2 separate regions of the Homo sapiens genome follow, and region 2 is linked to region 1. A link is an interaction called in ENCODE POLR2A ChIA-PET data of the cell type or tissue named here. Cell type or tissue: MCF 10A. All regions are shown on one strand. Links, peaks and the distances in the headings refer to the core of each region. The heading gives the core; the rest is flanking DNA.

Region 1 (4,406 bases), core at 70-4,069:
ATGAGGTAACTGGGACTCAGAGAAGTTGTGGAGCCAGGATTCTAGATCAAAGCATTAAGTCTTTGCTTCTGTGCTCTTTCACCTTGGCCAGGCAGCTGCCCTTGCCCAGTAAATGGTACATCACAGTAAGTGTTTTATTAAAATGCCATTTCCCTGAAACAAAGAAATGATGGTATTAGGGGGAGGGCAAGGGAGACATTTTGAGAATATTTAAGTATATATGATGACTATTTCTTCTTCAAATATCTATCTGGTATAAAACTACTATTCTGTTACTCTAATTATTTTTTGACCATAGGAGAGACTGCGACAGAAATTCCATTAGTGGATTTGAGATTGAGTTTAGAATATTTATTTAAGTAGAGCTAAGTGTGGCAATATCTGTCATATCTATTAGTTTGGAGAAATGAAGAAGCTTTTTTAGTTATAGATCCAGACACCAATGCTAATACCAAATACTACAGCCAGTGTTCTTCTGTCGCCATAGTTGTTACAAGTATGACAGCCTCCCAAGTCATTTATTGATTCAACTCCCTTTTTGTTTTAATGTTGACACACTAGTTTGTATGAACAATGAGCACACTAGCTCAGAAGAGGACAACAAGAATTAGCGCGGATGGTTCTTCCCCTTGAGGGGGTGCTCTGTCAGTATGAACATGCCTTCATGGGCAGAAATTAGGAGCCCACTAGCTGTTAATGAAGAGTGCTTTGCTTTCCTTTCAGACAGCAGTTTCCAAAGTTCCTCTTCTCCTTTAATGGCATTGCCCTTTAGTGTGTGTTAACCTGTGGTTTGAAAGAAATACTCGTGTATATTAGCAATGTAAATATAAGTGATTAAATTAAATTACATTTATCAATAAAAATAGCTATTATCGATAGCTGAATGCATAAAGTATGCAGCATCACATACGGATGAACTCACCGTTTGTCGTGCTACTACAGGTACATGCTCTACAAACACAGAAATTCTGATATTCTATGAAACATTATTAAATTCCAATTGAACATGATCATTCCAATCAAATAAGGGGAAAAAATATAAAGTATTTGTAATCAAAGACCCTGTATTGTTGAGTATATTCCTGAAGGGGAGGGGTTTGTTTTGTCTAGGATTGATATAAAGTGAATTATCTGCTTATGATTTTTCACTCTGATTATTGGAATAATATTCTCCACACTAGCTCCTGGATCTGTGCATTTCAACCTTGTCTCTTCCATACCTGCATCATTTTGGTATTGTGTATATTAGGACACATTCTGATTTCTGCATCAGAACGCTGAGTGAGTGTGCACAGTAAGCAAAGGAGTATACCTGGGAGCCAGTCTCACACCAGGATGGCTAGTAAAAACAGAACCATTCATAACATAACTGTCAACCAATAAAATACATATCACTAAAGCTAAACTAAATTCGAGTACCCTCAACTCAACTTCCCCCAGCCACATCTCAAAAACATGACTAGCTACTCCAACATCACCCAATATAAGGAGAACTGTAAAGAAATAAAGTCAGAGTGAGAGAAAAAAAAGCAGTCCTAATCAACTTGATTAAATATATGACTTCACAGCAAATTGCATAAAACTATATGACCACATGAGCACATTCCTAGGCCCTCCCAAGGCCCTGAAAAAAGCCTGAACTAGGGAGGGGCTCTAATTAGCTTAATGATACACTTACCTATGATTGTGGTTATGTCTTGATTTATCTGATTGGCATTGTTTTTTAAATTATCTAAAAGTGTTCATCCTTATTTTTAGGTTAGCAACTGTGACCCTAGTGACTAGTAACAGTAACAAATGAAAGAAGATGCTCTTGTATGGCCAAAACGATGAAACAGACCTACATGATTTTATGAAAAGTTTTCCTTGGCTTTGGTTCAAAGAGATTTTTCTTTCCTTGACACTAAAGTGGTAGTTTGCACTAGGCATATAGATACCGTTCTATCTTTCTGGTTCTCCACTTAAATGACACTCATGTCTGCTACATTAAAATTAGCTTGTTAGGTTTTATTTCACCAAGTTTATAAAGTAAACCACATATCGTTTTCTCTTTTGTAGATGCTGAAAGCAAAGTTCATGTGGGAAATGTTTGGCAATAGCTGATTTATCCTCAGGGTAACAATATTCTATAACTCCTTTGATCTTGAGGCCTCTGTGATGGAAATGCTTGGAGAAAGGGATTTTAAAGGGAGATTCTGAAGTCCTTGGGAAAGTCCACAAGTGGACGGGGCTTCATAGCCATGACAACAAATGACATTGTCTAGGAAACAGTGAGTCATGGCATGCTGAGCTTAGAATGGAGCCAACAGAAGGAACCTGGCCTCGGACACAGAATCTTTTGGCTGCTGACCCAGAATGACTGTGAAAGACTAACACTGTTTAGCAGATTTTTCTTGAGTGTTTACTATGTGTGAGGTTCCTGGGATTCAGATTCAGCTACTATTGTTAAGAGGAAATCAACCAGGAAGTCAGTTAAGAAAAGGTACAGTGGGTTTTCAGGCTGCAGGGTACAGAAATGTTCCCAGGCCTGGAGAACAAACCTTCAGATCTTAATCTGTACAGGGAGGTGGAGGGTGAAAGAATGATCTTTCAGGAAGCGTTCAAGTAGGGCTGCTGCTTGGATTGAATTTTAAAGAATGCATAGGTTATATGCAGGATCTATATATAGATCAATAGCTTCCCTGAGCACATGTTCAAAGGTTCAAACATTTGGGGTCATTTCTTTGCAAGAAGAGTCACTCAGTGGCCTGAAAGTCCATGCAGCAACTTCCCTCATGAGAGCTGCTTCCGCAGCAGGCCCAGGGTTTCTAAAGGAGAGAGCACACAGATGTAAACACTCTGTGGTTCTGAGGACTGTCACCTCTTCTTTTCACCCATCACTTTTGTCTTAAGAACTCTATGCTCAACCCTAATTCTCAGTCTCTATATCAATTCCCACCAAACAGATGCAAAGTCCTGTCCATTTGCTTCCATGAACTCTGTACTTATCGATGATATAATACTCTGCTGACTACATTTTACTTGCCACTTCATATCCTCACTAGACTGAAAGACCTATAAGGGAAGAGATATCTTATTTATATATCTTTCTTATATATCTTTCCCATATATCCTATTTACTGTTGTACTTACAACTCCTACAACCGTGCTTGGTACATAGGGTGTTGAAAAAGTATTTATGAAATTATGAATAACACTGATTCTATTAAATAACATTATTAAGTTAATGAACAAATAATTAAGCTTAGTAAAATATCAAAAGTTAAAGATATCAAAAACTAAACACTTATAGAATAAAAGTTTGCTTTTCTTGTCTAGTGAGCACATTAATACAGATTTTAACCCTCTTTTGTCCTCTCCTGATTCACACGAAAAAATACATAGGCCTCAGCTGTTCATTGGTGCCAGATAAAAATAAAGTACTTTTTAATTGTAATTACTGCAAAGGCTCTTCAACAGTGCACAGTATACCAGGAACTGAAACTTTTCTTATAAAACAAAATAAATATCAGTAGAAACAGAGCAAAGGCATTTCATTAAGTATTATGGACTGAATTGCATTCCCTGTAAATGTGTTAAAGTCTGAACTCTCAGTACACCTCAGAATATAACTGTATTTAGAAATAGGGCCTTTAAAGAGGTAGTTAAGATTAAATGAGATCATGTGGATTGGTCTTAATCTAAGATGACTGGTGTCATTATAAGAAGAGGAGAAGACACCAGAGATGCAACCACACAGAGAAAAGGTCATGTGAGCAGGGATCCCCAAACCCTGAGCCAAGAACTGACAGTGGTCCATGGCTTGTTAGGAACCATGCCACACAGCAGGAGGTGAGCCAAAGGCAAGGGAGCAAAGCTTCATCTGTATTTATAGCCGCTCCCCATTGCTCACATTACCTCCTGAGCTCTGCCTCCTGTCGGATCAGTGGTGGCATTAGATTCTCATAGGAGTGCACACCCTATTGTGAACTGCGCATGAGAGGGATCTAGATTGCATGCTCCTTATAAAGTCTAATGCCTGATGATCTGAGGTGGAGCTGAGGTGGTGATGCTAGCTCTGAGGAGTGGTTGCAAACACAGATTAACATTAGCAGAGAGGTTTGACTGCCCAGAGACCATAATAAATCAGTTGCCTGCAGACGCATATCAAAACCCTGTCAGTGAGTGGCAGGTGATAATTCAGCTGCATCTGGTGGCTGGCTTTATAGTGGCAAGTGCGTTGATGTACTTCAACTGTACAGCTGCATCTGGTTGCTGGCTTTATAGTGGCAAGTGAGTTGATGTACTTCAACTGTACAGCTGCATCTGGTGGCAGGCTTTAAGTCAGAATCTGACACTTATTTTAGTCCATGTGTGTCCTGCCCATTATTTTATTTGTCACTTCCATCCGCACCTCTTTCCTGCAC
Region 2 (4,406 bases), core at 109-4,108, 520 kb after region 1:
TGTTGCTTTTCTTATCAAACTAAAGAGCAAGGCAGTAACTGGAGAACACAGATTCGTTGTGTGACTTAAATAGAAGCAAAACAGGCATTTACGAATGAATGCAAAATTCTTAGAGCGGGATGGAGGAGACGCTTTTTGTCCTGCTACGTCTTTGCCCATTGAAAAGGATGGTCTCTCTCACCAGTATTATGGGCATGTTTCTCCAGTTTATAATTCTATACTCTATTAAAATACCTCGGGGAAAAGATAATCTTTTAGGGTATTTTACTTCATTTACACCTTAACATCAATGTCTACATTAATCAATTTCTCTCTCCCCTTCACCTCCCGCTTCTTCTTCTCTCTTCCCTTCCTCTCTTTCTGTCTCTTTATCTTGAGAGCTAGATCAAAATGCCATTTGATGAAGAAATGTCTAAAATCTTTGTCTAAAATCTTCAAAATCCATTTCATTCACTCAGCATGAATATGTTACAAACTCATTTCTATCAGGTACTGTACTAGACACTGAAAGTACAGATTCAAACAAGACAGACACTCCTGAAAATTCCAGTGAGTTGTCTGAGGAGAGAACCAGACATGTAATGAAATAGTTTTTATCCTTAGCACTAAAAATTCCTCAAGTTAAATTTTTGTACCCCCTTAAATATGGGTTGGGTTTTCCTTCAAGTTTCTTAGCCTTGTGTATGAAGCAACATTGCTGGAACTTCACCCATAGTCTGCCATGGTGGCATCATCTAGGTATGGACTCTGACTTCATGACCCCATTTCAAAATCATGAAACAATACAGAATCCTTTATTCTCCTCCCTTTTCTCCATTTGTCAGAGGAAACCTCAGAACCATGTAATCTTATTTAGCAAGTAAGCAGGCACTGATGCTATTGATGGGGCTACATAGGTAAGACAGGAGGTGGGTGACCCAGAGTGAGGTATTCTAAACAGGAGCACCATAGCTCTCAGTAAGATATTTCCAGTCCCATGTCTTGTCCATCTGTGGACTTCTCCATACTTCTCTATTATGTGGATGACTATTATAATGAAGATTCTGAATTCTCTCATGAAGGACTTAAAGAGTCTCATGGGATGCCAAGTGAGTGTCTACAGTTGGTCCAGTTGGGTAGCTGTAAGTATTATTTATCTGACCATCCTACGTGTGAAAATTTCTTACTATAATAAACACAGGCATTTTTGCTTAAAAAAGGAGTTGACTCCCCAAATGTCTCAAATTGCCTTGCAGTCATGCTGGGCTCAGAGAATACCTACCTAGTTGATTTTACAAAGATAATTTCTGTAATATTAAAGACAGAGTCACCACTTTGCTCCCAGTTTGATAGTACTTAGGTCAGTAGGGTTGACAAAAACAACACTTTGATACATGTGGTTTAGGTAAAAATCCCATGTTTGTATGGCAAATTGTTGTTTATGGAGCCTTCACACAAACCTGTATTTTGGCAATATCTCTAGTTTACTGATATAAAGAATGAAGCTCAGGGAAATTATATAATATGTACACTTACTTCATGGTTAAAGTGACCATGGGCTAAGAATACCTGAGCAGTAAAACTCTCAGGTGAAAAAAATTGCAGAAATTCTTTATATCAGGGCAAATATGGTTTATGTTTAAGAAAACCTAAGATATAAAAATCTAAACTCAAGATAAATACATTGGCTGAATGCTCACTTTATAAAAAAGAATACTTGTTTTGCATAAAGTATCATATGCAATTTCTTTAAATAACAAGTACCTGTATGTTAAGTATGGTTTTATGGTTTTACTATTCCAAATTTTTGTTGTTGTTGTTTTGAGATGGAGTTTTGCTCTTGTTGCCAAAACTGGAGTGCAGTGGCGTGATCTCGGCTCGGCTCACTGCAACCTCTGCCTCCCGGGTTCAAGTGATTCTCCTGTCTCAGCCTCCCACGTAGCTGGGATTACAGGTGTGCACTACCACTCCCGGCTAATTTTTTTGTATCTTTAGTGGAAACTGGGTTTCACCATGTTAGCCAGGCTGGTCTCGAACTCCTGACCTCAGATAATCCACCTGCCTCAGCCTTTCAAAGTGCTGGGATTACAGGCATGAGTCACTGCACCTTGCCACTACTCCACATTTTATTTAGCCACAATGGCATTGAAAAAATCCTACTGGGTAAAGTGAGTCACAATCATTCTCAAAAGAGGTAGGACATGTATGAGATTCACCACCTGGAAGGTCACTTAGTGAAATAGAGTTTCTAAGGTTATAATATGCAGTTTCCAACATGTATAACATAACACCCTAAAACTAAAAGCTACACTGAGATAATTGATAAGTAAAACTGGCTACCAGTGCAGGACTTATAAAATGCTCCACAGGGAAGGAAATGTCAAAGAAGGCAAAATGTTACTAATCCATAAGTTGATGTTTTAAACAAGTTTATCTTAAAGGGATAAGATAAATTAAAGTAGCATAATTATCCAGGTGAGTGACTGTTCTTAATTTGGTAAGGGAGGAGTTGAAGTGGGGGTGAACTCCCAACTCTAAGTATAAAGCCTATGACTCACAAATCTCCAATATACTCACCTGTCGTCTCTAGGTCCATGGTAGAAGCCTGAGGAGAGGGTGAGGTCACAGGGTGGATTTTGTAAGCTTATCCTCCTATATCTCCAAGAAGGCCTCAGCTAATGTTAGTTCACTAACTCTTACGAGCCTTGGCAAATCACTAAGACTAAATATATAGTTTGGTCCTGAAGACCTATGAACTCATCAAAAACCACTGTCTGGATGATAATCCCTGTCCTCCTTTGATGCACAGCTTTCATCTGTGTATGCTGTTCCATTCTCCATAGCACAATCCAGGGGGAACTGTAACATGGGCCAGCTCCCCTCCCAGCTTGAATGCTACCAGCTTCATGAGAGTTTTCTCTGCTGATTTTACCATCTCATGCAACTATACTCTCCTTTATGTAGACAGGTGCCATGAAAAGCTAGAGGTGCTAAACTGTGTAAATCCAACCTCCTTTCTGAGGCTACAAGAAACCCAAGCAGATCTCTAAAAAAGCACCTATAATTACAGATAGTAGTAACAAAGTCAGAACTTCAGACCTACCATATAAAAGCCATAGAATACTAAAGCTAGAAAAAAATCAAGATTTTAATGAATTCTTTATGTAGTTTTCAGATTTTTAAATATTAAATATTTCCTAATAACTTGGGAACTAAGGATACAATCTATAAGATATATGATGCTTCATTTTCTATGTAAGTGCATGTTATTGGTTAAGCTAGAGATGGAAAATATGTTTTAATTCACATATCAATTCTGACCAATTGGAAGTGACTTCTCAGAATGTCATGTTGAAATATCTGAGATTGCATCTATATTCAAGGAGAAGTAGCTTCTAAAGCCCTCCATGAACAAAGGAGAAAAAATGATGGCATCTTGACTGTATTTTCAATCTTAGAGCAAGGCAATTAGCTATTGTTTCTGCAATGATTTGAAACACTAAACAGCTGTTCTCTAGATTGTGACTTAAATGAAGAGTAAGAAAAACAAGCAATCTAAACATTTTACTCTTCTTATCATTTAGAAATATCTTGAAACAAACCATATTTTAGGTACTGGTAATAAACATCATCACACCCCTCAGAACAAGCCCTGGTATTCTCCTTCTATGAAATGTGGGAGAAGTACAAAAGAAAAAAACACTTAGACTATATTAAACTATCCCTTTCAAACAGCATAATCATAAATTAATAGTTATACTCTAGGCTAGCCATATGAAAGGCCAGGGAAAAAAAGGAGAAAAAAATTAACATCTATTTCCCCTCCCCACCCCTACTACCACACCAAGGAATCTGTAAGTTTCTTTTTGATTATGATTTTCTTGAATATAAAACCTCCATAGTAAAATTTCTAACATTTATTGATTGCTTACTATGTGACAGGCAGTATTCTAAGTTTTTTAAAGTGTATTTAGCTAATTTAATCCCCAAATAAGCTGGTAAGAGTACTATTATATTATTTTACAGAAGAGAAAACTGGAGTACGGAGAATTAAGGTAACTTCTCCATGGCCACAAAGTTTATATGTGGCAAAGCTGAGATTTGGAGGTGGGAAGTCTGGCTTCCAGTCCTACTGTACTATACCACTTATCTGCATGATAGCACTTCTGAGATGAGGCAACCCAATGGCAGTCTCTCATTGGAGGGAAAAACATATTTACACTTTCTGAAGGATCCAGCTTTTTCGCTTTAAATAGTAAAGAGTAATTCAACATCATCTTTATTCTTTCTGCTTTCTCTTGTTTTCCACTTATTATTGCCAAATACATTTTTGAATGCCTATGTACAGGGCATGGGGCAGGGATCACAGGACCTACGAGAAGAAAGAGAGGTATAAATACACATATTATATTCATTGATATGCATGT

Evidence for each region. ChIA-PET counts read pairs that join two places held together with the same protein. Peaks named below come from ENCODE experiments on the same cell type or tissue, not always from the same donor. Only the 100,000 strongest peaks of a DNase experiment are listed, where the experiment ranks them.
Region 2: POLR2A ChIA-PET joins it to region 1 with 5 read pairs; 1 of 35 experiments calls an interaction of 5 or more read pairs at or near these places.

The regions. Positions count from the first base shown.
Region 1 is chr4:74,114,923-74,119,328 of GRCh38, forward strand. It overlaps LOC105377277 (a long non-coding RNA gene), which reads right to left. Exons shown (of 2, transcript XR_938878.2): 2 at 337-783. It also overlaps a transcript of MTHFD2L not described here. Among named protein-coding and RNA genes, the nearest start is that of CXCL2, 18 kb to the left of the region's middle. In MCF 10A, for the core only: no CTCF peak of the experiment used is centred there; a DNase peak (open chromatin) is centred at 2,289.
Region 2 is chr4:74,633,127-74,637,532 of GRCh38, forward strand. No RefSeq gene overlaps it. Among named protein-coding and RNA genes, the nearest start is that of BTC, 160 kb to the right of the region's middle. In MCF 10A, for the core only: no CTCF peak of the experiment used is centred there; a DNase peak (open chromatin) is centred at 2,565.